Linked DNA regions of Homo sapiens: region 1 is linked to region 2. Evidence: chromatin loops called from intact Hi-C (ENCODE). Cell type or tissue: Calu3. All regions are shown on one strand. Each heading gives the region's core, and the rest is flanking DNA. Links, peaks and the distances in the headings are about the cores only.

Region 1 (16,134 bases), core at 3,177-11,176, 420 kb before region 2:
AACGAATGAGGAGGCTCTTGAAATAATGAAGAGCCTTGGGTAGGAGAAAAAAAGGGAGCATAAAATAGAGAAAGTGGATGCCAATGAGAATTACAAGTGTTCCGCAAATTTTGACCTTTTAAAAGTTTTGCCGCCACTCTTTTTGGGGAAGACTTTTTGGAAGGCCACTCAATTCAATTGGTGGCAGAGTTAGGAGATTTTGTTCAATTAAAAAATGCCAGCTATTTATAGGGTTTCAGTCCTCTAAAGATTTATATGATTAATAGTATTAAAACATTTGCAGCTCAAAAACATCTGAAATTATCCTATAAAGATAGTTTTAGAACACTGTAATTCTTATAAACTAGTGATTCCAAATGCTACAAGTGAATTTGAACCAGGATTCAAATGTAAACAAGAAAATTGATTAACATGAAATCTTAGGTCAATATACAAATACCTTCTTCCTCAAAATCTGTCTCCAGCTGTCCTGCCACAATGCTTGAAATACCCACTTCCCAACCCACTAATGATTTGGTTCTCTTAATTAAGGTATTACATTTCTGGGACCGCATTCATCCATGCAACAAACATTGATTGCCTAGCATGTGTCAGGATTCTGCAAGTTCTTGGGGATACAAAGACGAATGAAATGAGATACCTGAATTCAAGGACCTCATAACTTTACAATGGAGCTAGAGGTGTAAATAAATAATTTCCATACAACTTGAAGTATACCCCTGTGGCTTTGGGAACATAAAGAAATTTACTAACTTTGGAGGAAGGAGGAAGTAAGGAGAGGGAGCTCAAGAAAAATGATTCTCAAGGTATCTGAAAAAATGAGAAAATCCTCAGGGCAAAGATTACTCTGATAAACTAACTCCCTATAGAATAAGAAGGACATAGGATGCTATTAAAACACCCATTAATTTACTGCTGAAATGGAGAAAGTAGTGTGACTATCCCTCCCAGTTTCCCTGACACAGCCCTGGTTTTTACTTATTGCTCTCCTTTCACTCTTAAAAATGTGCTAGCTTGGACAATAATTTTATTTGTGTGATAAAGCATATAAAGAAAGTCATAATAAAGACATCTGTGAGTGAATTGTCATCAAGATCAGTAGGGCACGTAGATCCAATGGTCAAGATGTAGTTATAATGGCAGGACAGGCAAGGAGTCAATGGCTAGAAGAGCCAAAAGAAATAAAATGAAGATCAAGGTATTACTGCAGGGTACTGTTCATCTGAAACATGATGAAAGTGTTGGCATATTTGTCTTGTCACATGTGGGGAAAAGGGAGGCCTGGAAAGTAATAGAACACAATGTTTAAGTGGAGAGTGTTGGAAAGCATGAAAGGTCTTTTATGTCTTATTAAGAACTATAAAATAACTGCTAATATTTTTTCAGTGTCTACTGTGTTGTAGGTACTGTACTAACCACAGGATAAGAAATAAACCCCTTAATCCTTACAACAACCATGTGAGGCATATGGTAGTCATTAAGGATGTTCGCTGAATATTTCAGGCTCTGCAACTTCTAGGCACTTAATGAGATTTCATTTTTTGGTCTCCTAGTGTTGAGTAGGGTCATATGACCAGTTAAAGCATTTAGTTATAGTATTAAGTTGTGGCATTATGACGTTAAGATGTGTATTTTTTTAATTCATATTACTGACAAGAAACTGATACTCAAAGGTTTAAGTAACTTAATCTAAGGTTACTAGTTGGTAAGTAGTCAGTGAATGGTAAGTAGATATGCCAAGATTAGCACCCAGGAAGTCTAAACAGATATAAACCTGCAGACTCTATTGCTATACAATATTGGATCACAAACACCCAAGACTTAATCCTGTTTATCCTAAATGACTCATACTGATGGTATTATTTCTCCTTTTCTTTCCATCATTAAGTCATTATATCCCCCTTCTCACAGCATAGACACCAAAAAGAAAAAAAGTCTAAGTAAAAAGGAAAAAACAACCTTTAGGATATTTGTCTGTTTTTGTTTACTCAGAAGTTGAAGCTCAGAACTCTAACAGATAGACAAAGTGTGATAGGTATACAACATGACCATTATGCAGCAGTTAAAAACAGTCAATGAGCTGTATACCTAAAACCTAAAATGGGTACTAAAAACATGGTGGATAAAAGTAGAAAATGGAAAGTTATCTAACAATATCATTCATGTTAAAATATATCCACATAAGTCAATATCCACCTACCAAGAACACAATATAATAAATAGCTACACATTTAAATGGTTGCTCATTCAGAGAGTGGTAAATGGGATTGAGGAACGGGGATAAAATGGAATTTTTAAAAGATAAACAAATCAGCCAGCCATGGTGGCTCATGCCTATAATCCCAGCACTTTGGGAGGCCAAGGCGGGCAGATCACCTGACGTCAGGAGTTCGAGACCAGCCTGGCCAACATGGTGAAACCCCGTCTCTACTAAAAATACAAAAATTAGCCAGGCGTGGTGGCAGGTGCCTGTAATCCCAGCTACTCGGGAGGCTGAGGCAAGAGAATTCCTTGAACCCAGGAGGTGGAGGTTGCAGTGAGCCAAAACTGCACCACTACACTCCAGCCTGGGTGACAGAGCAAGACCCCATCTCAAAAAACAAAAACAAAAACAAAACAAAACAGAAAGTTACCAAACCAACCAATTCACCAATATAGGGGACTTAAATATACCAAGGACGATAATGTTTTGTGAACTAACAATACAAATGGCTGAACTTTGTTTAAACCTTATGTATAAAAACAAAAGCAAGAGCCAAACCTCAGAAGAAATAGAGTACTAGCCTACCCACCACAAGATTTGTTTTCAGACTGCAATCATTTTGAAATATTTTTGAAGGAGCATACTATTTGAAAAAGGCAGAATATCTAAAAAGAACAAGAATCATTTATACACAGAGTGGGGAGTGAAAACTCTTGGCAAATGCAAATTACTCAACTGCTCAAAGTGGCTCAGACCCTCGTTGTCTACCAACAGATCAGACCTTTTGAAAAGCATAAAGAAACCCTTAATTATCCCATGCACATATATGTTCATTCCTTCTGCCTTGATGTGACATCTAGGTCCATAAATTGGCTTTCTTTAGATATTAATTATTTGTAGGTTATATAGAGGGTTTGTAGGAGTCTGGAAAACTTAAACACTGGGGAATTAAAGTTACTGTCAGATGTATCTCAAAAGCCTTGGGAAGTTTTTTGCTCCAAGGTGACATGAAACTGTGACAGGAGCTGCATCTCAAGCTGTTTGTCCAGCCAGACCTGGAGATTTGGGAGGCTGGTACCTGCTTTTATTTATTCATATGGAGGGTTACTGAATACAGATGCCAATGCTGACTGTGAGTTAAAGAGAAGAGAGGATAAGAGCTTAGGCTTAACCTACAGGGGACCTGAGGAATAAAGAGCCCCAGAGTCCAGCGTGGAGAAGAGAGAAGAAAGGGGAGGAAGAAAAAAGACTGAGAGAGATCAGGCCTAATGAACCTTTCCTGAAGTCAATGGGAATGGGGAAGTGGTGCCTCAGAGAGCAAGACCATACCCAAACAAAGCAGGGATAAAGTGGATCAGCCACAGTGTCACCAAATTTATCAAGAGTTCAAAAACTAGCAAATCAAAATCTGCAGGAAGAAGAAATTCTCGTGCAAAGCCATACACTATGTTATTATCAAGATGAAGATATGACAGTAAACATGCTACACACATATGTGAGACCAAACAGGCATGCACGCACACACACACACATACACGTTTTTGATGCTCACTCAGAAAAATCTAAGGATAGATTGTATTATATGGAATAGTGATATTCTATCTTTACGGAAAAGGGAATTTAGTTATGTAGTTTCTTTTTACTTCTATGACTGAAAAAGCTGAAAATGATGAAATGCTTTATACTATTATGAAGGAGTTAACAATAAAACCAGCAGGTCATTGATACCTTTCTTTCCTGGAAAATGCTTGGGAATCAAGTTACAGAAAATGCGGGGCTTGGAAGTTACCTCAGGAGAACAGAAACTGAAGGAAACCTGGGCAATGTGAGTAAAATATCTCTGTATTTACTGTAAGTGTGAAGTAAATGGATGCGTTCACCAGGAGCCAGCTGAAACAACCTTACTTCCTGTGGCAATCTTGATTATTGGAAATTGCCAACATACCACAAGCAATTTTAATTAGAGGAAACGTATCTTCTTGTCATACTTCATTTGTAAGCAAATGCTTTTTTTAACGAATATAGCATTATGACTGAGTAAATTAACTCCTGGTTACATTTGTATTGTATAGTTAAAAAAAAAAATTGACCATTTGACTCCCCAGACACTTACTCTACAAAGCATGACTCATTGTGGAAATAAAATGTCTTTTCCTTTCTTTCTTTACTAAAAATCAACTTCCTTTCTTAATTGTTTCTCTAAGTCTTTATACCTGACTCAACATTGAGCAGGCCAAGAACGACACATTTTCTTTTACAAACTAGAATTAAAATATTCTCTTTTAGAAACCTCCTAATACCAAAAAGTGTGTTCCAAATACTCATACACAATGTTGCATCATTAATGTCGCGTGTAAATCTACTGCAGGACATGATAAAAGTAGCAGGCCCAGTCATGTAGAGGGGAAGGATGCTTTGGCTTGTTGTCGTAATGCATTTTAGCAATTTGCCAGGCCTCAGAACACTGGTTTACACTTTCTGTACCACAGCATTTTCCTCTAAATTCCTATTTGATTTTTTTTTTTTTTTGGTTTGCTCATTTTTATGAAGAACGTTCTAAAGTCACCTATACAGTCACCTATTTTTTTTACCACTGGTGTAATAATGTTTACTGTTTTATTATGATATTCTAGGCCTCTGCTCACTTCTTAATTGATACTCTCACTGTGGTTATAGTAGCATGTTGTACAGTGCCAGGAGTCAATATTAGCTGAGTAAGCGAGGAAATAAATGAAATGCATTTGATGCTATTCTGGGGACAACTAATAATCTTTACTAGCAAAAAAAAGTTAGAGCAATGATCTATCATATTAACTAGATTATTAAGGTTCTGACATGAAGGTGTTATTCATAAAATATAGTTGTAATTTTAGGGGAAGAGAGCAGTATGGAATGGTGGAAAAACCACAGACCATAGAGTCATAAAAAGTCTGTTTAAATTCATGTTTAATTTCTATAACCTCTTGGGCAACTTACAGAACTTCTCTGAGCTTTAGGTTTTTCTCCTATAAAATAGGGATTAAAAAAATCTACCTTGCTGGGCTTTAATGAGAATTAGAAATAATATGTGGAAGATGCTTGGATGTTGAACATAGAAGCCACCAAATTAAGGATAGCTATTGTCATCACTATTTTTCTTAGCAAATTTTCAACAACTGATTTATTAATCTACCTTTCCATTTTTAAATTCAATTATTTCAGATATTATTTAGACATTTAAACAGTAGGTAGCTACAAAAGGATATTTGATATCCATTTTCCTAAGATCTAGGTATTCTTTTAGCCTCCAAAGTATAAAGGCCCTTATGATGAATACCAACCCCTATTCTTGACTACCTCTGCACTTTCACTGTGTGAATGCAATCTTTGTAAATGTTAATTATTATGAACTACAGCTAATGGAATGATTACTTGTAAAAGGCATAAATGAATACTTGGGACTTGATTTAGTCATTATGCACTTCTCTTGCTACATGCAGATATGGATAGAAAGACTTTATTTTTAAAAGATGGAAGATGGAATAGTATCAAAACATAGAAATTGATTTTAGAAAGCCATTGGAACCCAGGGGTGTATGTAGAAAAAGGCATTGCCTGCGTTGTAGGTTATGATGTTCTGACACCTACAAGCATCTGACATAGCTGACTTTTTAAAAAGTGGTGCTTAAAAGAGTTGGTATGGAACATAAGTAGATAATGCAAATATGTTAGCGACCCCTACCAACAGTTGCAATTATGCAAATTTTAAAACCTTCATCTTTTATAATTAGGTGTAGTGGACTTATGTAGTTAACTTCTCCACTGGCTAGCTCAGATTCTCTAATCTGTTGAACAGCTTTTCCCCTAAAAATAATGCACCTCAAATAGCCAAAAATATGCATTCTGCAAAAGAATGACAATATTTATGATGAAAAGGAAAGACATGACATCCTGAATAATTGTTAGTGACAAATTTCTTGTTTGTGATTTAAGAAATGTGCTTTTATAAAAACCGAGATTCTCTGACAATAATTAAGCATACTGTTGAATTGGTCATAGGAGGATGAAATTTTAATTAATATACTTAAATTCTGGAAATAAAAAAAATTTTGACTGAGTGCTAGAAGGGAAGAAGGCTGCCTATAGTAAAATTTATATAGAAACTAAAATTATCCTTATTAGGTAGATAATTTGCTTGTAGTTAATTACTTTTGAATACTTGAATCTCATTATGCATAGTAGTGAGTATACAGAACTCAATATCATTATCAGCACATAACACAACTATGTGAAATACAGTTTTTAGTAGAGTTATACATATGTTATATATATAAATTATACATACACTTGGAAAACTTTTGTTAAAATTTACATATAATTATAAATATATAAAATTATATATACATATGGCATATTAACCAAATACACTAAATCTTTTGTTTCATTACAATAGAGACTCCAGATGTCTGTTAGTATAGCTAAGTTTTGAATTAAAAAGTTATACTAATTTGAATAAGTTAAAATCTGAGCGATTTGCTTTCATTTTAGTGACAGGCCTAGTGTATTGGTAAACTACACTCGAGATAGGTTACATATGCTATGTTAATTTTCTAATTAAATGTCAGGCTGTACTTAAGGACATAAAGGTTATTTAACAGGAGGAAAAGGAAAAATACAAAAAGCCAATTTTAGCTTATTTTCCCATAAATGAATCAGCCATCGAAATAAGACAGGATAGGGAAAAACGGATACCATGATTTTCTAGAGAGAAAAAATATTCAATCCAAAGCATCCCAAGACATGTAGGGCTTAAGTAAAGTCTGGATAGTAGCTTTAGAAATAGGGCTTGTATTTTATTATCTAAATATTCTTTCCTAAGCATTTTATCTACCAGCTTTCTAGGGACTAATGGAAGGTGATCCAATTTGACTGGTGGAAACTGTAATCACCTGTTAGTTTAAATAATAAAGGCTTAGAGATAATAAAAGGACTTGAAATTTAGATATGATCAGTTTCTATTTCAATGATTCTCAAAAAATTGAATTCACAATTTTTTTCATTAAAACATCCATCATTTCTACCCATTTAAAAATAGGTATAAAAATATATAAACTTCTCAATACAAATTAACTTCAGTGTTATATTAGAATGTGCACACCATAGTCATTACTATCTTTGATTACAATTACTTCAAAACATCATATTTTGTTTGGCTTTACCCTTAGATTCAGTACAGAATCCATCTCTTCCCCAATACCTCTTTTCATGGTATGAATACATTAACCACATTCTAGTAGGGAAACAGTGCATTAATTTGCAACAAAGTGAACAAAACAGTTAGGAAACAAGAATTATTTTAAATACTTTTTTCCTTCATATTTCAGTACTTCAGTTGACTAATTTTAAATTAGGACAAAATAACCCATATTTCTTCTGCATGTCATTTGGCATGAGGAAGAAATATTAGGTTTTGAAATCAATGCAAAACACAAAACAGAAGAACTGGGTCATCAACACAAGGTGGCACTGTGGACCAGTCTCTTAGGAGGAAGTTTGTATTTAAGCATTTTCTCTCTTATTTCTCCAAGACTGATGATTTATATAATTCAGCCTTCCTAATTTTGCCTTTAGGTTTTTTGTTTTTGTTTTTTTTACAAATCTAGTAATGAGATGGGGAATGGAATTATTTTCTCAATTTAAAGAAAAATGCAAATTTTGAGCTCACAATGGGTATTTTTATATAATTAGTTATAATAAAACCCCTAGGTACTGTACTGTATTGACAACTGAATACATATATGGTTACCACTTTTCTCCAAGAGGGACAACTTGCTGTTTTCTTTCATCATATCATGAAAAGGCTCCTCTCCTCTACTGACAGCTATCTCCCTATCATGATTTGCCTAGGATCTGATTTCTTGCTGCTTTAGTTTCTCATACACACTATTATAAGAATCTTTTTACTTATAGCCCATTTTCATGTTGCCATTATTTTGATCAAGTATTTTCTTTCAATCAGGTATCTTCAGTGGACATCTTTTTAAGCATTAGTTTAAATGTAAATTCTTACAATACTTAACTCCAACCCTATCTTAATTTCAAGGCACTGGTGTGCATGCACTCATGTGCACACATACAACACGCAGCTACTATTTCTCATTTGTCTACCCAGGCAAGTCCCATTATCTGTTCTTTAAAAATATTATGAGAATTCCTGTCAGTTATAAGGCCCTTTTCCTAACACTTACTATGTCATTCCCCCAACCCAGGCCATTGTTCACTGGTGTCAATCAGCTTCTTTAAATTTCTCCACAAGGCCCAGCTTTTTGAATAAGACTAAACCCATATTCCACCAGCATATGAGCCTACATTTTGTGGCACATGTATAAAAACTACACTTACATGATGAAATAATCAGAAAATATTTAATGATAGACTATTACTTACAAGGCATGATCTCCAATTAATGCAGCCTCTTCTTCTTCTCTCAGGAATATTTTGTGTTTTCCAATCATATCAAGCATGTGGTGTAATACATATATTTAGCACTTGACACAAGTTCAGGGAATAAATGCATAAGCCCAATTTTCCAATAGCATAAGACTATTAATACTGACACACATGCCACACACACACAAACGTAAACGTATATGATATATATGCAAAAATTTGTTAAAATAATGAAATACTTATAAACTGACACAAATAAAAGTACACATATATTATGCAAGTTTTAAAGGTAAATATGTTTAAAGGCAGAGCATAAGAGTCAATATTGTCATTTAACAGTACTCAACAAAATGCAGAATTAGATACAGATCTAGTGGAATGAGCCTCCTGATTTCATTTCTGCTGTTCAAACGATGAGGACAGCAACTACAGATAATAGTTCAACTAGTAAATGCAGAATATTTAAGATAATACACACTCAAATTTATATAAAAAACTGCATAATTAGCACATATACACCTGAAAAGTTTTGGATGTAACCTTTTAATATTATAGATTCAAAAGTCAGATGTCCATGTACAGTGTTTCTTTCAAAAATTTAATTATTGAATTACAGAAAATTATATTTTAAGATAGGAACATTTTCCACTCTCATATTCCATGAAATAATTTTATTTAAATACTTAGCAGGCATCATTGAGACCGGTTTCTTTTTTATCAATTGAGTCATATCTTTGTCATGTAGAAAGATTTCCCAGGAAGATTTACCTTGACTTTTTGATATATTATACGACAGTTTTTGAATCAATATATGATACTGTCACTGGAACTTTTGTCCCAAGTTACAAGTACCCATTTTCATAACACTAGGAGAGTTTCAGATTTTGTTGTTGTAGTAGATGTTATTTTTGCCTGTTTGTTTTTTCAGTAATGTATCTTAATAATCTATGATCTCCACAATGTAATCAGTCACTATCTTGCTTTATAAAGTGATCTATAATCTATTAATAACATAACCAGCAGGTTTTAGTTCAGGTATAAAGAGTTAACCTGTATTTGACTCATTTAAAAAAATTATATAGATTATAGGTAACTTCTAATAATTCGAAACTAACATTGGTGACAATTATTTCTGGCTTGTTCGCCTTCTCCAAACAGACTTTGCGAGAACTCAATTATAAGATGTGTTTCTCTCTTCTTAGGGAAAATTTTTGGGAAAAACTACATTCCAAAAGGAACTGCATGCAGTTCATGTTGGCTGAAATTGAAGTTCAGTTGAATATTAGATAGATGTCACATAGATAGATAGTATATATAGCAGATATGCTATTTATTTGCAGCAACCTGAAAATATGAAAATAGGTGGGGCTATATATGTAAACAAAGAAGTTGAGCTACTAATATAATAGTGATTCCATGCACTTACTCTGGAATCAGCCAGCCTGGGTTTGAATCCCACCTCTACTATTTACTGCTATGTGATCTTGAGCAAATTGTTACTTGCTGTGAGCCTCAGGAGTAATATTAATGTTTCTTTGATAGAGTGATTTTAAAGGTCATATAAGCTGATTTTGCAAAACATCTAGCTATTGGCTAATGCCTGGTTCATACTGAGTGCTGCAAAAGTGTGTTTTAAAACAAACAAACGACAACAACAAAACGCAAAACGAAGAAACAGACAATGCAATAATCTTTTATTTGTACATGTGTTTTTCTGTTTCTTTTTTTTTCTTAATTCTGTGTAGTAGAGAAGATGTCTAACTGTGGAGACTGTTAAAGAATGATCTTCCTTACTTTTATATGCACTGTATTATTGCTTCGTGTATTTTAGATCTTGCTCTCTTTTCATGTATTAATTTCTAAAACTTTTACCTTTTTTAGTCACCTGGCCATTTTCCTAATGTAGCTTTATATTCAGTTTGCTGTTTGGGGTATTTTATCTTTTTCTGTTTGTCAACTTAAAGTAGTTAGTTTCTCACATTAAATTCTAACATGTAGCTTAATTGAAAAAGGCACATCAACCTGGCATGTTATGAACTATTTAACAATTTAGTAAATATTAATTTAAATATTTTTAAATTGAATGAATGCATAATTCTGAGTCTGTTTAACTTAAATAATCATTAACTTAGAATATTTTAAAATTCTGCTTAAATTCATTTTAAGGCTATTTTTAAATTTTTTGGAAAAATGTTAAACTTTATTTTACTTAAATAATGTAATAATAAGACTTTTATTTTATAGTGTTCATACTAATTATCTATTGCTATATTATAAATTATCACAAACTTGGAAGCTTGAAAAAACACCTATTTGTTAGCTTATGGTTCTTTTCTTGTTAGGAAATCTTAGTTTGTCTATTTGGGTTTTACAAATGTGATGTTATGGGATACATATAAATAGTAAAATGGTTATTATAGTGAAGCAAACATATCTGTCATCTCACATAGTTATCTTTTTTGTATTAAGAGCAGCTAAAATCTACTTATTTAACAAAAATCCCTAATACAATACTTTAGACCTTGTGTTGCACATTAGATTTGCAAACTTGTTCATTGTACATACCTTCCTTTTGTTATTCTTTACCCAACATTTTACCCAACATTTTCCCATTTCTTCTCCTCCCACTCCATGGTAACCACTGTTTCATTCTCTCCATGTAAATGGTCTTTAAAAAAATATACATTTTCTAAGCCAGGCGCGGTGGCTCAAGCCTGTAATCCCAGCACTTTGGGAGGCCGAGGCAGGCGGATCATGAGGTCAGGAGATCGAGACCATCCTGGCTAACATGGTGAAACCCCGTCTCTACTAAAAATACAAAAAATTAGCCGGGCGTGGTGGCGGGCGCCTGTAGTCCCAGCTACTCGGGAGGCTGAGGCAGGAGAATGGCATGAACCCGGGAGGTGGAGCTTGCAGTGAGCCGTGATCGTGCCACTGCACTCCAGCCTGGGTGACAGAGCAAGACTCTGTCTCAAAAAAAGAAAAAAAAAAAAAAAAAAAAAAAATATATATATATATATATATATATATATATTTTCCACATGTAAGTAAGATCATGCAACATTTTTCTTTTTGTGTCTTGCTTATTTCACTTACCATAATGTCTTCCAGGCCCATCTGTGTTTGTGACAGACAGCAGGATCTCCCTTTTTTTAAGGTTGCATAATATTCCATTGTATATGTATACACCACATTTTCTTTATCCATTCCTACATCAATGGACACATGGCTGTTGTGAATAATGTTGCACTGAACATGGGAGTGCAGATGTCTTTATGAGGTGATGATTTTATATCCGTTGGGCATATACCCAAAGACAACTTGATGGATTGTATGGTAGTTCTACTTCTAATTTCTTTAGGAAACTCCAGACTAGCTATACCAATACGCATTCCCACAACGGTGTGCTTGGGTTCCCTTATCTCCACACACTTGCCAACATTTGTTTCCTTTTGTCTTTTTCTATATTTTTTAAGTTGGAGGTCTCACTCTTTCACCCGGGCTGGAGTACAGTGGCTTTATCATATCTCATTTCAGCCTGAATTCCTTTGCTCAAGAGATCCTCTTGCCTCAATCTCTTGAGTTGTTTGGACCACAAGCGTGAGCTATCGTGTACAGCCTTACTTGTCTTTTTGATAATAGCCAAAGATATTTCATAGCGGTTTTCATTTGCGTTTCTCTGATGATTAGTGATATTGAGCACCTTTCCATATACCTGTTGATCATATATATATATATTTTGGAGAAATATCTGTTCGGATTCTTTGCCCGTTTTTTAATCAGGTTATTTATTTTTCTGCTATTGAATTGTAATTGTTCTTTATGAATTTTGGATATTAACCCCTTATCCGATATGTGGATTGCAAGTAGTTTTCCCAGTTGTAGATTGCTTTTTCATTTTGTTGTTTCTTTTGCTTGTGGAAGCTTTTTAGTTTGATGCAGTCCCATTTACTTATTTTCACTTATGTCGTATGGGCTTTTGGTGTGAAATTTTAAAAAAATCATGCCAAAGCCAAGGTTCAGCTTTTTTCCTATGTTCTTTTCTAGGAATTTCATGGTTTCAGGTCTTAATTTAGGTATTTTATCCATTTCAAGTTGATTTTTGTGTATGGTGTAAGATGAGGGTTTCATTTTATCCTTTTGCTTGTGGAAATCCAGTTTTCCCAGCACCATTTATGAAATAAACTGTTTTTCCCCTATTATTTCCTGTTGGTATCCTTGTTGAAAATTAGTTGACCATATATGTTTGGACTTATTTCTGGGCTCTTTATTTTGTTCCATAGGTCTATGTTTCTGTTTAATGCCAGTACCATACTGTTTTGGTTATCATAGTATTGAAATATAATTTTAAATCAAGAAGTGTGATGCCTTCACCTTTGTTCTTTCTCGGTATTGTTTTAGCTATTCTATATATTTTTTTTAATTTTTGTGGTTTCAGGTGAATTTTCTTTTTTTTTCTATTTCTGTAAAGAATGCCATGGGAATTTTGATAGGGATTGTGTTAAATCTGCATATTGCTTTGAGTAGTATGGACATTTTAACAATATTAATTCTTCCTACTCATCAACTCAGAATATATTTCCATCTGTTTGTGTCTTCTTCAATGTTTTCCATTAATGTTTTACAGTTTTTAGTGTACAAATATTTCATCTCTTTAGTTAAATTTATTCTGAGGTGATTTTTGATGCTATGGTAAATGTGATTGTTTTTCTGAATTCTTTATCAGCTAGATCATTTGTGCCTAGAAATGCTACTGATTTTTTAGGGTAATTTCAAGTGCAACATTTTTCTGTTAATTTTCAAGGGTGCTTTTAATGTAAAAATAATTTTACTTTTTTATGTTTAAGCCAAATTTTAGATACTTTTGAAAAATATAATTTATTGTGACATGAAATTCCTATTGAGAATTCTTGATGCTCTGGTACAGTCTAAAACTCACCAAATTTATTTTTAAAATATTTAAAATGGGAAAACAGGTTTGAGCTGAAGAAAAAAAAATTATTTAGAGCCATAACTGTGGTTCAATGTATCCTTGTTAATATAACTTTGGCATATGGAAAATGAATAATGTTCCTTTTTTATGTAGCAAAAACTTGTTTTTTGTCTGTGTTATAATCACTGCTATCCTTTTCAAACAAACAACTAATCAGGACAATATGTACTTCAAATGCTCAGATAAATCAGATTACCTTTGCTTAGTTCCATTTTGATCTAACATTCTTACTACTAGCTCTTCCAAAGCACTCCACAATAAAGCTCTGTCTCTGCTGTTTCTAATTGGTCCTTTGTTTATAGTGTTGTCTGGATTCCACATATTGGAAAAAAAAAACAACAACAATGGCACTTTAGGCTTATTATTTGCCAATAAACAAACCTGTCAAACAACAGTGACATTCTCCTCTGACATGCTTAGATTCAAGTTGTTTGATATGGTTTACAATAAAGTAACTAAATAATAATCTTGGATTATATTTGTAAATGGGCTTTAAAGTGACAGGAACATTCAATAAATGAAACCAATGAATCTGTGATCCAGTCTTCCAGTTCTTCTTGAGGCAACTCAAAGTGTTTACTTTGTCTGTCATTACTTAGGTGCTAAGAATTTTCTTTTATTCCACCCTTTTGTTACAGGGGAAGTAGCCAGACCGCTAGAGCAATAGAATTGCATCAGAACAATAGAGTGCCCTCACCTGAGGTCAATCCCAAGATACTGAGGTACTTAGTGGTTCATACCTATGAAGTTGCTGAAAGGGAGCAAGAGTGTGTCCTGAGTCCTGATAATGCAGCTAACTGATTGGCTACCTTTATTACTTTGGCCTGTCTTTCTAGGCCCTCTCCTCAGATGGGCCAATTTACCCACAGGGATGAGTAGATGTCTAGCTAACAACTGTTCTTGTATCTAACTCAGTCATAATTAAACCCTTAATGGCAATCATGAAAATCTCCTTATCATTGGTTTGGTAATTGCAGACACAGAGAATAACAGCTTAACTGTAATTGTAGGCCTTGTTGCCAACTGAATATTGAAATGTGTTAGTATTGTGATTACTTAATGTCCCAATGTGGCTTGTAGCCAATGCTTAAAGTGCACTCTAGAAAACTATAACAAAAAGCATAAACAAAGCTTAATTCTCTAATAGCATCTTAATTCTGCTTATATTGAGACTATATAAGCTTTGCCATTCTGAAATGAAACCATGGTGTAGGGTAGCTCCCTATATAAACTAAATTTGAAATAAGGAGCATGTTATTAGGGCCACCTATCTGAAAATGAAATCAACTGGTTACATATTCGCCTCTTTCCTTTTGCAAGTAACTTTCATTATAGTCTCTTTTCTTTTTAACTTGTTAAGAGGTGTGTCAGTTAACTGTTTTTGCTCAGGAAAACATCCCAAAATTCAGTGGCCTAAAACAGCCCATCATTTATTCTTGTCCATGAATCTGCCAGTTGGCTGGGGTTTGGATGAGCCAGGCTAGGCTCAGCTAGGCTTGGATCGTCTTGGCTCCAAGAAGTGGGTTGAGTTGAACTCTGCACCACATGTCTGTCATCCTGCTTGGAGTGTTGCTTTACTGGGGGCACGTTCTTCTCATGAAGAATGTAGAAGTGCATTCAACCATAAAAACACAATTCAAGCCTTTGCTAATATCATATCTACTTAAATTCATTAGCCAAAGTAAGTCACATAGCTGAGCCCTGAGTCAAGGAGTGGAAATACATACTCTACCTTTTAGTTGAAGGAACTGCAATTACCTGGGAAAAGAATGTGGATTCAGGGATGGGTAAAGAATTAGAACCAGGAACTCTCTACTGCACAGGTTAGATAAATGGTTTTCAAATTACATTCATGTAGCTCAGGAGTTTTTTTAAAAAGCTTCCTCTGTAGGCAGAGTTACCAGATTCTTACCCAGCCATAAACCAGAGAATTTATGTGTTCTTCTCTTTTATAGATTCTCAATTTTCCACGGACTGACTCTCCATTTCTCAGGTTCACTGTGGTAAAAATAATACATTTATTTTAAAATATATTTTTAAAAGAATAAACTTTTTTTAAAAATAGCAAAATATAAATTATTATGACTCAGCATCTATATGTAAGAATGTATGCATTGTTTGGAATTACATAATTACCAGTAATTGCTACGTAGTGTCTATACACAACCACCTCTCCCCATGACCAAATATATAAGTAGTTCTGAGGAATTGTATCACCTCCTTCTTCCAACAGTTCACTTTGAGAATGGAGTAAGAGTCATACTACAGGGAAGGCAGAGGAGGACTCGAGTTTCTCCTGATGCCAGGGCTGTAATACCTGACCAACTAGGTGTAGAAGGAAGTTATAGGAAAGTACAGAGATGAAAAGGTATCACTGCTCTATTCTTTTCTGTTCTAACACTGTAGTGGAAGTGAGTTACATTAAGAGACGGCTCATAATAAAAGTTTTTAGCAAACACTTAATATTTGTGCTTTTTTGTCAGGCAATTTGTAGGATTATAGCAGAACT
Region 2 (16,134 bases), core at 4,738-12,737:
ATCTTTTCCTTCTTTGCCTTATTTTTTGTATTTAATAAATGAAATAACATCTCTCTAAAAAATTACCATTGAAAAAACATCCAGAACTTGAATCTCAGGAGTATAGACTGTACGTAATTTAGTAAATAATGATAGAACTGGTTACCTAGAAATATGCATGTTTTTCTTCCATGGTAATGAGTTTGTCCTCTAAAAGGTATGTCTTAATATTGGTGTTTCTCCACTCATTAGGTTTACGGTTAGCTATCAATAGATTCAGTTTCTGAACTGAGAAAATATTTATGGAGGCCTCTCTATTTTGAGTCTGACCTTCAATTATTCTGCCACCTCATTTTATAAAGCAGTGCTTCTTCACATGGGAGGACAATAGCATCTTCACGAGGGGGAAATCTTAACAGTCCCATGCCAGAGGATTCAGTCATTTGTGAGTTGAGTGTAACTCAGCCTCTAAATCAATGGCAGCTTTGCCAAGTGTTCTACCTTTTCCTTTGGGAACACTGCAAATCAAGTGACAGCTCACACTTCAGCACCGTCTAAAACTGGACCCAGTCAACAGTGCCAAGTTTTCACCAATATCCTAGGGACTGTGTGTTTATTATTTTGCCTTTATAATCCAAAACAAAGATTTAGCTTCTCATTTCTGACACTATTGCTAAGGGTAGGGGAAAAATGAGATAACTCGGGTTCATGATAAAAATCAAACTGCAATTTTTTTAACTCAGAATTTTTTTTTATTTGAGGTATGCTTGTTCTTTTCTTATTCCATGATAGTAGCATAGCCATATACAACAAATTTTACAATAGAGAAAACTTTTCATAAAAATATCTGCCTTGAACCACATTTTTAATTCTTCAATGGTTACTACTGAAACTAGTTATTCTATATGAAAACTTAATTTCCCTGTGGTAGCAAGTATTTATGAAAAGGAATATTCAGTAGGGACAGTTGTTACAATACTGAGCACTGAATTTTTTTTTAATATATTACAGTGCCAACACCCAAGAAAATGAGATGCAATGGATTACAATTGAAACTGCAACAATGAGGACAAAAAGCATTTTCAGATCTCCAAGTTAATTGTACAGCAGCTTCCTACACACATATGATCAACCATATAATGATCCCATCAAAATAAAAAAAATCTAAGCAGAAATGTCTCATTTACATTAATAATGTTCACAAATTATATGAATTCATTTTGCAAGTGATGGATAATTTAAGCTTTCATCATCTAAAGCTTGTCATTTTTTTCCAAGAGAAATGGATTGTTTCATTTTTAATGAGTGCAATAATAACACATTTAGTTTCAGCAGATGTAAAATAATGCACACAAAAAAATGATTTGAAATTTGCAGAACAAATAAGGAAACAGTACTAGAATAACCCAAAGAAACATGTACTATATAGGGCTTTTCTTCTTTCAAGGGGTCAAAATCTGGTCAAATCCAGCGTATTGTTTCAATTTAAGCAAATAAAATCAATATGGTCAGGGAAGCAAAGTGCACAGAAATTTTAATTAGTTAGGTTTCTTTTTCTTTTTTTAAATTTCTGTCTCAGACAAGTACTGTTGGCTGACAAGAAATATGGCATTCCTCACCTAATACAGTAAACAAATAAAACAAAACAAAAACCCTCTCTTAATCACTACTAGACAGCCTCTAGACAATACATTCCTGCAAGGAATTGTAAGTGAAAGGATTGGATGCCACTTTGTTAATGAAACTTAAAGAATAGATTGTCAGGCATACCGGAGTTTCAGATGCATTTCTGAATTCACATCTGTGGGAGTTGTGGATTGTCACAGTTCATTTGCTTTTGTAAAATATCCACAATTTGCTGACAAGCAACTTCAAAAGTCCATTCATCGATTGGGTGGGTGGTGAACCCCTTTCAGCATTTTTTAAAACTAAGTGTTCTTTTGCTACTGTAATATAGAGCTGGTGAAGAAAAAGAACGAATGCTAAAATAAATAGTATAATATAAAACACTTCATACAAAGTAATTCAATGTGCCATTAGTTGTACAATTGCTTCAATAAACAAATACATGTTATAAAGGGAAATCAGAAACAAAATGCTTTCAGTTATGGAACTTGCAAGCACCATGACTCCACGTTTGTTAATTCCTTTGGGAAGTGCCATTTTTAATTTTTGGTTTATTTTCAGTGTTGTGCAGGCCCTTGCAACTGCATTGTTTTTCTTAATTTATATCAGGAGTCACAGAATTAAAATGAAGGCATTTTCAATCACTGAAGACTATAGTTGAAAATAGTTAAGTACCATTATTTCTCTTAAATTTAGGAGCTGAGGGTGTCAGTCAAAATATAAAAATGTTGTTTGAATTTGTTTGTCTTAAGTAGCCAGATTGCCAGTGTAAAATACTTGGGAATGCTAACACATTTCTCAGAGATGGGCACATAGGAATAAAGCTCTATTCTGTATATAATGTCCCAAATGGGACCTCGATGAAGACCTACACAGTGCATAATTTCTTTTAAGTTCTTTTAAGCAGTCTTGTGTTATGAATACAATTAAAAGTCCATCAGTATCCCAAGTACTCGTGCATTATCTACCCTGCCACACTTCACTAATGCGTCTTATCATTTAGGTTGCTAATACTGTTCAGTGTAAAGACAGTCTTTCTGAGGTAGACTGTTCAAGTTCAAGGACAAGTCTTTTTCTTACGAAATGCATGACATTCAAAAAAAGACAACAAATAAATACTACATGTACAATATGTAGCAATGAGGTAGAAATGGTTATAAAGAACAATGTTTGAATATACATCAGATGAAAAAAGAAAAAAAAGAAATGAATATTCTCTAGCAAGTGTATATAATCCACAGTGGAAACTCATACACACACACACCCACATACAAGAGAGAGCGAGAGTTAGAGACAGAGAGAGAGAGAGAGAGAGAGAAGAGAGAGGAAGAGGAGAGGAGAGGGATGGAGAGAAGAATGGTTGGGGAATGGGGGTAAAAGAGAGAGAGATATTAGAGGGAGAGTTTTAAGCCCAGAAATAAACTTTTGCTTTTTTTTTTTTTTTTTTTGTATCATAAGACAACAAGAAGGAATGAATGTGCTCCCAACCTTGGTGTACTACAGAACCATTTTATAAATATTTAACATTCTATAGGACTGATTCATATATTCTCACACAACTCTGTGGCAAGGCTGACCCATGCTGCCGACATTCTACATATCACTGAGACAGGGAGGTGAAATTTTCCTGCTTCCAGTCTAATTGTCTTTGACAATTGCAGTGCCTAGTGCTACACTGCTTGTGTTGTATTTAAAAACAGGGGAAAGAGGAGAGACTTGTTCATTAAAGATGCAGTATCCCTGGTTCACACAAATGCATCTGGCAGGTTCAAAATCGAATGTCAACCAAAGGTCTTAGCAAAGTGTGAGCTTCAGTTCATGTGTTGGTTAGTCACAAGTACAGCTGGTTGTGAATTCTGAAATACTAATAGCTCCAGGTTTGCTAATGTGCTTCATATAAAAATCGGCAGATGATTCAACAACTGAAGGCTTTACGTTTCAAAAGAAAAAAAAACACATTAAAACACTTCAAATTGTAACATGATCATGTGTATCTCTGCACATATGAAGAAAGGAAGTAACAAGTTGCTTCTGAATAATGAAAAGTAGACGTCTGTTTTAAAGTTCAACTAGGTGGTGATGAAAGAACACACACACATACACACATACAAACACACACACTAATTTTATATTTATATATATATATTAGAACTTTACTTTAGTGGCCTCAATAGTTCAACAAGCTGCGTCCCTTTCACTTTGCAAAATACAGATTCAATGATCATGCTACCCAATTCTAAGAAACATGAGAATGTGAGTACAGAAGTCTCTTTCTGCTTGGAGTTGGATACATTTTTAGAGAAAGAAATTCTAAATGTCTCTAAAAACGTATTTTCCAACCCACAAATATATTTAAATTTACAAAGACCTATTATAGGAACTAATTTGGATTTTTTTTTTTTTTGGATGTGTTCTTTTGAAAACTGCATAGCCAAGTACTATGCAACCCATGTAAATTGACCTTGCTATTTTACATAGCATAGCCTCTGGATAGCTTTTATCACTTTCCCAGATGGTGTTTGGCCTATGTATTTTAGTGGAATGGTTTATTTTCTCCTTGATAGGTTTCAAATGCACAAGAAAACATTATACCCGTCTATCTGCATTTGAGTAGAATACAAACTGACTAATAGATAAACATTCTGTGTGAAAGTAAATAGCCTTAAAGTATACTGCCTTCACATTCCATTGATCAGCTCAGTCAGCAAAGTTTTTCATATTGTCACTAATGTTCTAAATATTTGGGAGAGAAGCATGCCAGAAGTGTAGAGTATTTCCATTTGTGTCACATATAAGGTCATTATGAACTACCTCTTGAATTTCTATTGATCCCAATACTGAAGTGGTTTCCTTCACTTCCTTTTTGTCCCTGTTGGAAATGTTGCTGCAGTTGGGAAGAAGGGAATTAGGGGCTGTAAAGTGGAATGGCTCAATCTCTTAGCCAGACAGTGAGGGATTTGGACTGGCTCATTACCTTACCTTCATTAATAGCCTTCTCCAAATTCTTAGCAGTCAAAAAGAGGCCAAGGGTATGAAGCCCCATTACTCAGTTGTACTATCACCGACTGTACACATTCACTTCTGAGGATGTGGTACCCCACCCCCACTCCAAGTTCCAGAATAGATGGTCAGAATAGAGCTCATTATTAAGCTAGTTTATAGAAGAGCTCATAATGCTGCCATGCAGAATCAAAGAATCACAGGAGAGCACTATCTACTCAAAGGTCAGCCATATCTCCTCCAACAGATCTTCATTTCTTCAACATGCCCAATTTCCTAAGAGATCAAATCTTGGATTTTGTGAGGCTAAATGAAAATCACATACGACTTCAGCTTCTGTCTAAATACATGGATTTTTGACCACTTGCATCTCAAATTAATTTTTAAGTCACTCAGAGTTCTAATTTTTAAGTCACTTAAAGCTAAAAGCCAAGATGTATGACTTCAATTTATTTTCAGTTTTATAAATGAGTGTAAAACACAATAGTGCAGTCATATATTTGGCATTAAATCTTACTAGCCACAAAAAAATGTGGGTCAATATTGGATTTTCCAAAGTTGTCTAAATAAGACTGGGTTTGTCAAAACTTGCCAGACGCTTTCAAGTGAACACAGCATGTTGGCGGAAATGAAATATAATGTCTAAAAGTCAGAAAATAGGTCAGCACTGTGCAAAAGTAAACTTGTCAGTGAGATCAATATGAACCTACAAGTTAATGTGGATATTAGAATTTCCTTACAAGGGATGCACAGGGTAGACCCAGAACACGATTGTAGCATTTATTCACTTGCGAAAAGCAGAGGGCGTATTTAAGTATTATTTTTTGTATCCTTAATGAAAGGCACTGCTTTTTAATATGGAATATTTATATTTAAGCACAGCTTTAATTGACAGAATGTCACAGTAAATTAAATTCTGGTTCAATTGCTCAGTTTTTAGCAACATAAAAAATAAAAAAAGGGGAGTAAAGATCAAGCATCATAAAATTTCAGAGATAAGAAATCCCTCATGAGCTTTCTCTATGTTAAGTGTTTCAGAGAATTGGATATTGTGGATAAGATCGGTAAAAATTTTTGTAAGAAAAAAAAAACAGAAAGGCCTTTCTTGGGGCTTCTCATTGCATTTATTTAAATTTTTTTAAAAATGTACATCACTTATTTATTGAATACATAAAATGCCAGTGCTTTGCAACAGTTTTGTTACTGCATCTCTAAACTAAAAAAAGAAAAGGGGAAAAAACCCAGGAAAATACATTCAAAAGGCCAGGCTGTTCTGCTTATGCATGGGCAGTGGCTGTGGAAAGCTACAGCCTGCTCTGTGACAGTTCAGAAGCATTGCCAAACATCAGCCCACTATCAATGAAAGGTTGCACATAAAGCATTAAAGGATACAAAGAACAACTTGACAGAGAGCAGGAGAAAAATAGGAAATTAAGAAAAATGCCACTTATGCCATGGGTAGGGGTGGGGCTGGTAGACTGAGGTGGAAGTAAGCACAAATGCTGATGTCTTTGGAAACTAGATTTACGGTGAAAGATGGAAGAAAACAAAGTAACATGTTTGGCAAGCTACATTGCAGTGTGTGTGTCCACTTCCAATTTTCTACTTTACTTTCCAAGAGAAATGTAACAAAACTGAGGTAGAAATAAAGCAGGAGCACTACAGCCCAGATTTCAAAATGAGAAGCAAAATTGCACTGACAAGAGTGGAGTCAAAAAGAAGGGGAGGAGATGGAGAGGTTCTTTGTGGATATATATATGTGTATGTAAGTTGGTTTGTTGGTTGGTTTTTGTTTTTATTTATTTGTGTATTTGTTTTGGTTGCTATCCTCTGCATTCTATCAAACAGCACGGCAAGTCTATAAGCTAGATTAGTGAATAGAATGACACCATTCCCAGCAGTTTTAAGAGATAACTTGCAAACTACCACCACCATCACCACCACTACCACCTATGCAATAAAAAGGCAGTCATAGTTTTTAGGTACTGTGACTTTCAGGGTCCTAAACAGGTCTTGTGGCTGACAGGTCTAGACACTAACACAAACTGAATAAGTAGCTTTCAATTAACCAGTGTACCTTTTAAGAACATTTTCACTTAATTATCAAGGAGCAATGTACTAAGAACTCTTGCAGTTATTGACATAAAGAATTATTCTGCTCTGGTTAATTCCCCATAATTAGTAAAAGAACTTAAAAAAATCCTTCCATTTCTACTTTAAACTGTAAATATTCAGTTGTATCACACTTCAGTATTTTTCTGGATACATTCAAAGTAATTTTCCTTGCTATTTTCCAATTGTTGAGGTAAACATACATTTTAATATAAAGTAACATTGAAGCCTATCCTATTACTCTCAGCAGTACATAGTGCTTTCAACACATTCCTTTGAGGTACTGTACAAATCACAATCACTTTCCTGAGTTTTTGCAGACAAGAACATTAAAAGAAATGAACTGCAGAAATTAAGGTCCAGATTACCGTTACCCTGTTTTACCTGTTCTTAGCTTAATACTGCAGAACAGACAGGATTGAGGAATACTGTTGCTCTTAAAATGGCAAAAATCTGGTTTTCTGTCATAACACAACTGTTCATCTCTTTAGTCCAATAATGTTTGAAGTTAAAGCTCTTTATATTAGCACATGCCACCAATGTAATTGTGAGGCAAACAAAAAATAAAGCACCACTCCAGGCACTTGACAGCAACTAAATCTCGAGAACAGCAGAATGGAATCAACACACGAGGTTCATGTCCTTCTGAAATCAACACACTTGCACCTTGCTCCTTGGTGAGTGTTGTCTAGCTTGAACAGAACTGAGCATCCACATATGCTTTCTGTCATCTGGGGCTTTCAAATCAGAAGCTCTCATTTGATGCACTTTTCCTCCAAATCTACCCTGACTCTAAAGATGCAACTTAATCGTCATCTTCCCCAGTACCCTTTGCAATTTAAACTCTACTGGAAAGGGGCTCTATTCCCTATGTAGCAGGTTTTATGTGTGTGTGCCAACATTCATTACATTTTTTTTTTCTAAAGAAGTTATCACTGACTGCAACCAAACATTTTGTTCCATTCAACATACATATCAAGCTCCTTTTGAGATATGCTAGGCTGAATCTTGCAGAAAGCATTTTCAAAGTCTTGATATGTAACGGGCCTCAACTGGCTGGGCATAATGGCTGAAAGGTCTGTGGCTGGCATGGCATGGAGGGGGCCCACCACTGCTTCCTGACACAAATGAGCCACATCTAGTCCAGAAAAGCCTTCTGTGCGCTGGACGAGCAGTGCAAACTCCTTGTCATTGAGACAGTAATTGTGCTGTGAGAGCAGTTGTACTATTATCTGGTGCCTCGCTGTGCTGTCAGGAAGTGGGATTAAAAGTCGTTTCATGAAGTACCTCCGAAGGGATTCATCTATTTCTTCTGGTTTACTGGTGGCACAAATTACTACGATTTGGTCCTCAGCCGAAGTTAGTACAGTGTCCAGTTGCATCAGAAATTCGGTTCTCATCCGACTGACTGGACTATGTTCCTCATTCACTTGAGAGGAGAGAAGCATGTCAATGTCACTAACAAAAATCACCGAGGGCTGGCGACACCTGGCCACAAGAAAAGAGGCATGGATAATTTTCTCTGCTTCTCCTAACCACTTGGCGACTAGTCCAGAACCGGCAATTTTGAAAAATGTGGCCCCCAGCTGACTAGCGATGCATCTGCCCAATAATGTTTTGCCTGTCCCCCGAGGTCCAAATAAAAGGATGCTCCGAGGTAAGGCCGTCAGTCCACTGAACGCGTCTGACCTCAACACTGGCCATAAAACCTCCTCTTTAATGACAGCCTTCACCAGGTCGAGACCAGCAATGTCATTCCAGTCCACTGGAGGTCCTTGGGTGATAATCTCATTGGTTACCAGGTCGATGAGGTGCGTGTCAGTATTCTTCAGTTGCTCGTCCACAGAGTGGTTGGATGAGGTAGCTGCACGGAGTCCAGGGCCTTGCATTGGGTGAGAGAGGAGCTGCCTGTGCTCGTCCCCATGCTCACTCATTACTGGCGATGTGTACTTCCCAAAGGATTCACTGGATCTTGATCCCAATGAATTTTTAGCAGTACTGTAGGAAGGAGGGGTCAGAGCCCTACTGGACTGGCTGCTGAATTTCCTTTGCTGTTCAGAGGACATTAGCTGCTTCGTTGGCTTAAATGCTAAGGATGATGTTTCAGCACTTCTGTCAAAGCCATTCCCCCGATTTGTGTTTGAAATGCTGTTGTCGGGCATTCTGTACATAGGACTCTGTGTAGATCTCTGTTGGCCATAGCTGTAATTTCCATAACTGGAGTCCATATCTCCTTGCCCTGCCATGTAGAAAGCTTTCCTTTTGAGAGAACTTGCTGAACTGTTTGTCAGAGCCGACGGTGCAATAGGTGTCAAACCATGGCCCTGGTAGGTGTAGCCAGGAACAGTGGTGGGGGGTAGGGGGGTGGGAGCAGGAATTCCTGAAGGCAGGTACGCTGAAGGCGGAGGCGGTGCCCCCCCAGGGCTGTACCCAGACCCCACAGCAGTCTGAGGAGGATAGCTAGCAGACGGATAGCTGTAACTGGAGAGGTTAGAAGTCCCATTGTAGCCTGGGACCAAGGCTGGTGGCGGAGGAGGTGGTGGTGGGGGCTGTAGTAGCCCAGAGCTATGCAAAGGAGACGGATGAGGTGAAGGAAGTGCAGGTGCTGGCTGGCTACTATAAGTAGAATGCAAATATGATCCGTTGTATCCTGGGGCATATTCCTGAGATGGGAGCCCTGCATGAAGACTGGGTACAGTGTGGCTTCCACAGGTACTACTTGAATAACTAGGTTCTGTCAGGTTGCTGGCTACCCCAGGAGAGCTTCCTATACTCGCAGAGACATCTGCTGGAGGGAGGGCTGAACTGACTCCAGCTTTGCTGGCAGTGATAACATCCGGAACACAGTTCATGGGATAAACAGCTTCTGAATTCAAGGAAGGCTGCCAGGGTTCACTTTCATTTTTCCGACCGTTCACTAGTCCTGATGGTGTGTCCGAATAGTTGCTGAGTACGGGTCGGTCCACAGGACCTTCCAAAATGCCGGAATACTTCTCTGCATATTTTTTTAGTAGGTTGGATGCAGTCAGAGCAGATATGTCATCATTCGCCCAGGCGTACTGATAGGTGCGCTGCAGATGACCTCTGTAGGCTTCAACTTTGTGGGCAGGAGACCGAGTGGTTGAGGTGATGTCAAAGTGCTGTTCTGGCCACTGGGCATGCTCTGGCGTCCACTGCATCTTCAAGCCTAAGAATTTTGGGGGGAAAAGAGTTAATTTACTTAAATAGGCATCAGAACTCTTAAAGCTTTTCCCCCAATTTCTTTTGTTACCTATTATTTTCCATTAATGATATGCATACTTTAAAAGATCTACACTGTTTATAATACCTATTATGATCCCTATAATAAGTACTCTTTAAAATGGACTAAACTTCAGCCCTGTTTAAAAAGCACACTGAGTTTAAAATATAACTCTGTAGTTACCTATATTTTTTGCATTTGTAAGGAATAAGTAAATCTATTTCTGTCAAGCCCATCAGCTTACCTACTATACGCACATACACAATCACATATATATGTACACACACATTCCTGTCAAATTAGAATTCAATCATAGGTTCTTAAAATAAGCAGACATTTTAAATATCTTGCACATGGCAGTATTAACATGTACAATATCTAGCTATTCTGTCTGTTCACATCACAGTTTGTTTTACATTTTAAGCAATATAAAAATGAGACACAGCTGACAGATCACATCTAGGATACCTCTCTTATTTGGTACTGAACACCTAGTTAGCACAGTATAATGCTCCCTGCGCAGAACAATATGACACAGACATAGCAGGTCATTCCATAATCCAACTCTCATCTAAAGTGGTCCACGACAGTTTCAAATCTGCTTCGTGGAGTGCAGCAAAGCAATCTCCCAGGCAGCGCTCCATCGCTTTCATCGCACAAAGCCTACAACTCGGTATGAATTACAACTGGCTCCTTTCTGCCTCTCAGTTCTGTTGTTGAGTCTCTGAAAAAAAAAACAAGCATCACTTGTCTGTCGGTCTTCTAGCGTTCTCCCTCCTTCTCTTATAATCCCTCCTCCCCTTACAGCCTGCAAGGTACTAAGAGGGGAGAATGTGTGTGTGTGTGTGTGTGTGTGTGTATTTATACACATCCTGTCTTATACATCTTCATATATATATATATATATATTATATATGAGAGAGAAAGAGAGAGAGAGAGAGAGAAAGGAAACTGAGGGGAAAGGGAAGATAAGAATGGAGAGAGATTCTGGATTCTAACTCTTTCAATTTCTATAGGAAACCACGTAGGGCATACGCTAGAGGAGTACAAGTAGATAATGAGATGGTCTGGGTAATTCTATCATCTGCTGGGTTACTAAGTGAAGCAAAGTTGACTATGTAGCAAACTACAAAATGAGCATTTTCTCATTTAAGAAAAAAATACTAAGCAGTCAGAATAATTTGAATTTTAAATTGTAAAGAGACTTTAGAAATTACTTTATTTCACAGATTAGGAAACCAGGGCCCAAAGCGATTTATAATGTACCCTCGAGGTCTCACATACAGTTAGTTACAGAAGAGGACTGGTACCCTGTTCTCCTTTTTCCCATTGCTGGCTCATCTCAGTCTAATCTCTGCTTGGTTTAACACTTCCTATTCTGGTACAGCTATATTAAGCATCTCTCCTTCATCTTTTTTGTATTACCCAAAGTGAATTTTGCAAACTGTCTTGTGCCCTCTGGCAGAGATGCCTTGATAAGGAGGAGGCCTGGTCTACATGAAGCATCTGTGGCATCAACCCCCTTCTGAATTACTACAGTCTATTTTGTCAGTTTCTACCCCCTTCTGTGCTCTTCCTCCAAGCTCTGTGGCTCTTCATTGCCTGACTCTGGCTTCTGACATGGCCGGCTCTGACTTACTGCGATAAACTGAACATAACACACAGTTTGGTAACAGAATGGCATGTTGATTCCCTTCTGACTCCCTCTTCCTTGTTTGCAAAACCACTGCACCAGACACTGGAAGTTAATTAGCAGGATGATGCTGTGCTAATTGTGTTAATTTACAAGGTTTTAGTCAAAGAGAATCATGCCAGGGCTGGCACTGCTGTCATGCTTCCGACTTAATGATTAAGAAATACTGAAAACAAGGTGGGAAGGATTGCAGTAATTACACAATAAATGAATAAAGCAACAGGATTCATTTGCAAATATATTTTACTGCAATTGTACTCATTTGCATTTTGATTTTTAAAAAGGATCCATGTAGATATTCATTTGCAAATCACAACTCAGTTAAATTAAGTCTGAATGCTGCACAGTGTAACTTAATCAACCTAAATATATGTATATACATATTAGTAAAAATTCTAAAGACCTCAGTTCTCTTGTACATGCAACAGATTCTTTCTTCAATTTCCCTCAACTACCCCCAAAATTCATATTTATGTTTTAAAACTTTATATATTATTAAATAATCTCATTGAATGGGAAAATAGTATTATAAAATCCTGATGAAATGCAGCTTGCATCATTTCACTCAGAGAAACTCTGAGGATGAGTTCCAGGGAGAACTAAAGTGGTATTCTTAATTATTTCTGCTTTCTCAATCATTACTTTTTAAGGGGGAGGAAAACACACCGCAAAATGGGTGAAATGACCGAAACCACACTTAAAGGGGAAAAGCTGCAATTTTAATGAAGCAGCATTTCAGGAATCATACTTTCATTAAATTCAACTGGAAATTATTAAGAGCAAATCACCAGGAACCAATCGCAAGTAATCAGTATCTAAATGCTTCTAGTGTCGTGGGATTTACTTCAAGCCTTATAAAAAGGAGAGAATATTAATGTGACTGTAATGTAGAACTGTCTAAGAGACCTACAAATTCATTAGTCCTGTAAATTATTTCTAGGGAATTTCTATTATGGTTCTTTTCTTTAAAATATTATCAAAATACAGAGTAGAGAAAATAAGAACACACATATGCTGTGAGTATAAATGTGATTAGTTTGATACAGAAAAACGTGAAAAAAAAAGTCTTAAAGGGCTCAACAAATAATTTAGAAGTACAGGCAATGGAATTTAGCACAACACACACACATACGTACGCACACATAAGTTAAAGGACGGCTTCCTTTCAGTTTGCTGAGCTAAGCCATTGTTAGCATAAGTTAATAAACATACATAACAAATATTATAAAGAAATATACTTTTTAACTCAAATGAAACTGCTTATTTTTTTAAAAAAACACAGGAGGTGGGAACCCCCCACCTGTATTAGCTTAAGTAATGTTTTCTTGTAAATATATTATTCATACAAGAGATGAAAAAATGATTTTAATAAGTTATAATCACTGTAAAAGACAGTAGTATACAGTTTAAATAGAGTGTCCATTTCATAGGGTATTTTTGCATGGTTTAAGTCTAGCAAAACTAAATTTCGTAAGATTTCTTTTTTACCTGAAATTAAGCAAAGATCATATTTATCAAAATTATCTATTTGGAACAATTACTGGATACACCATTGCCTTTTGATTGTCATGCTATTTTTGGATGTGCTTACAAGATAATTGAAAGATTATTTATTGATGCATAGTAAATAACAATAACCTTTGCAGAGCTGCAAAAGGCAAAATTGTATTTTGTTTAAATACAAGGCAATGGACTTGTTCATATCCCCTGAAACGAGAATTTATCCAGTGCTTTAAAATCATTAATGTTATTTAAAAGCATAAGCTAATCTAACCACAAACTAATTCTTGATATTAGCAGGAGCTGAGGAAATCAGTGTTCAGGAGATTGTCTTGGCCTTCGAAGTACAGAGCCTTTTGGTTGGTTCCTTGAATTTTAACACTAACTGGAAATTGGTAACCAAATTTATTTTTTTGTTGTTATTGTTATTGTGTTTATTGGTGGTGCTATTTCTGATATGAAATGGAACAAAACCACAGAGCCAAATGTTTTCTGAACAACAAAAACATCCTGCTTTGTTTGACTGTATTGCAATTATGTGTGAGTCAGAAGCAATACACCTGTGTCACTTAACTTGGCACTCAAATAATGGGTTGAGTTTTAAAAACAGCTTTTATATGGTTTCTCTTCAGAACATGGAGATGGATCTCAGAAACAATACTATTTTAACATTATTAGAAGCATGACTTTAGAACAATAACTCCTACTGTTGTTTGGAAATAGTTTAAATAGGTACAGTAAAAATTCAGAAAACAGTGGAAAGTAAGAAAAATAGTTTTTAAAGATAATTGAAGAATTGTTGCAAAACATCAATTTTTACTTTTGAAAGGATCAGAAAAATCTTAATACAGCTGGCAAATTTCATCATGCAACGTGTTTTTTGAAAATACACAATCTAATAGAAAATTGCTTTTAAGATAATTTAAGTGTTACATAGGAATGACAGGTACTAGAGTAAAACATCTGAGCATTGTTCTTATTTTATTGTTATGGGATGACTCCATGTATATATAAATGAACAAATCCATATTTCCTATATAACTGGATAGTACGGATAACATTTGCCATTCTTACCATTACTGACCATTTGATAACTTAGGTTTAATTACTAACCAGTTACTGCCTTGTTGCTTTACTTTTTCCATTTTGCTCTTTAACTAGTTTCGAAACAAAACAACTATAGCATCCTCTGAAGTTCTGCCACAGCTATAAAATTTTAAACAGTAATATAGAAAAATGAAGGGTATAAAAGCAACTTTCAAAATGAGAGGAAAATTGGAAATAAAAGGTTAGGTCTTCTAGAATCTGTTTTTAGCATATATTCATAGAAATATCAATGTGAGGCACTCACTACCCAACCCACTCCTTATATACGTGTACTATTCAACAGTTCATCAGGTCTAAAATAGTTACTCCCTTTTACAATGTTCCCATAGGGTAATTTTGGCTGCTAGGGGCTCTGCCTTCATTTGTAGGTTTTCTCAGACTTCCTAAGGGCAGGGACCTGAGGCAAACACCTGCAGGCATGGCAGGTTTGCCTGCTCTAAAACAGATGCATAGCACTCACACAGGCCTGCATGACAACATTACTACACCTATTACATTTCTTTGAGCTATTGCACCTCTGAACCTTTCATTATTTTTTAACATTAAAAAAATTAATATAATATTAGCAAGGGTTTCTCTGAAAAACAATCACTACTGGGGTAAATACTGTAAAGTAATTATAATACTTTACAGCCTCTTCTTTCTGATGCAACAGATTTATCATCTCTTGGGTTGGAAATGGCAGAACTAACATACAGAGCATTCAAAATTTCCAGTAGAAAGTAGAAAATTCATTGGCTAAAAATACAGGTCTATGCAGTGAAGAACCTTCTGAAAGAAGGATTGTACACCTCCTGGCACTGCAAACTGGCCCTGTGCAATATCTACTTATTATCATTCTTCAATGGGAGTGATGACCAAATGAAATGTTTGAGGAGACTAATGCAGCCTTGTCTACTCATCCTCATAAGCCAAGAGGCCAACACAGCATTATCTAGTATTACTAGTACTAACTCATTTGATCTGGAAATTTCTTCAGCCCATTCCCCGATCATTCTTGGCTTTAAAATATGGCATAAAATCTACAAGTAACAGAAAGGGAAAAAAGTGAGGAAGAAGCACTGAAATTACGTATCATTTTTACCTAATTTTGTTCCATCTTTAGAGGACCAAAATTAGAAGATTTTATAAGCTGAATGTAACAGAGGGGCTGTCAAATTTTAAATTTAGTCAATAAAAGATGAACTATGTACAAAGCATTGTGGTTCAATGCTAAAAAGGAGGATCCATTTTCTATAAGGTGATGAAACCTTTTCAACTCTCTTTTTCACAATTTCACAGTCTAAATTCTCCAAAATTAGACTCTTTGATTTTAGAGATTAACAGAACTTTAAAATGACCTAACCATTCCAGACATCCTCACTTTTCGATTGATGTTTCACTTATAATGATGTCTTATAGGATTGGATACTATTTTGCATAATATAGTATTTTATTTGGAGCCATTGATAGATTGTTGGGATAGAAAGGGACTGAAGGAACATAAAGAAGGTTCAAGAATTTTGTTTCACGGTGAAAATTCCAGCCTGTAGAATAAGACCACTGGCAGCATTGCTTACATCATCACTTATTTATTCTAATCTTGGTTAAGTTGCTTAAGCACATCATACTCACTCAGCTGTGATATGTGGACAATAATGGTATTATTTCACCTTACTGTATTGCTATTAAGATTACCTGAATAATATTTTGTGAAACTATTTCCCAACTGTGAACTGCTACACAAACATTTCTTAGTATTCTTTTATTTTGAAAAGGCCAGGGGTGCATTAAAGACAAAACAAAACAACACTGGCTAGACAGAAAAAAAGTAAAATCACTCCCAGAATTTATAAGTCAGTTTTCCTTCAACCTCAGGACAGCAACTGTAAATGAA

The links. A loop is a pair of places that touch in the nucleus more often than their neighbours do. Peaks named below come from ENCODE experiments on the same cell type or tissue, not always from the same donor. Only the 100,000 strongest peaks of a DNase experiment are listed, where the experiment ranks them.
Region 1: it touches region 2 in a loop (6-fold over the local background); 4 of 110 quality-filtered maps call a loop at or near these places.

What each region holds. Positions count from the first base shown.
Region 1 is chr2:163,183,883-163,200,016 of GRCh38, forward strand. No RefSeq gene overlaps it. Among named protein-coding and RNA genes, the nearest start is that of KCNH7, 350 kb to the left of the region's middle. In Calu3, for the core only: a CTCF peak has its summit at 7,696 (motif pointing right); a DNase peak (open chromatin) is centred at 7,709.
Region 2 is chr2:163,601,903-163,618,036 of GRCh38, forward strand. It overlaps FIGN (fidgetin, microtubule severing factor), which reads right to left. Exons shown (of 3, transcript NM_018086.4): 3 at 709-9,904. The coding sequence ends at 7,650. Among named protein-coding and RNA genes, the nearest start is that of FIGN, 130 kb to the right of the region's middle. In Calu3, for the core only: no CTCF peak of the experiment used is centred there; a DNase peak (open chromatin) is centred at 9,499.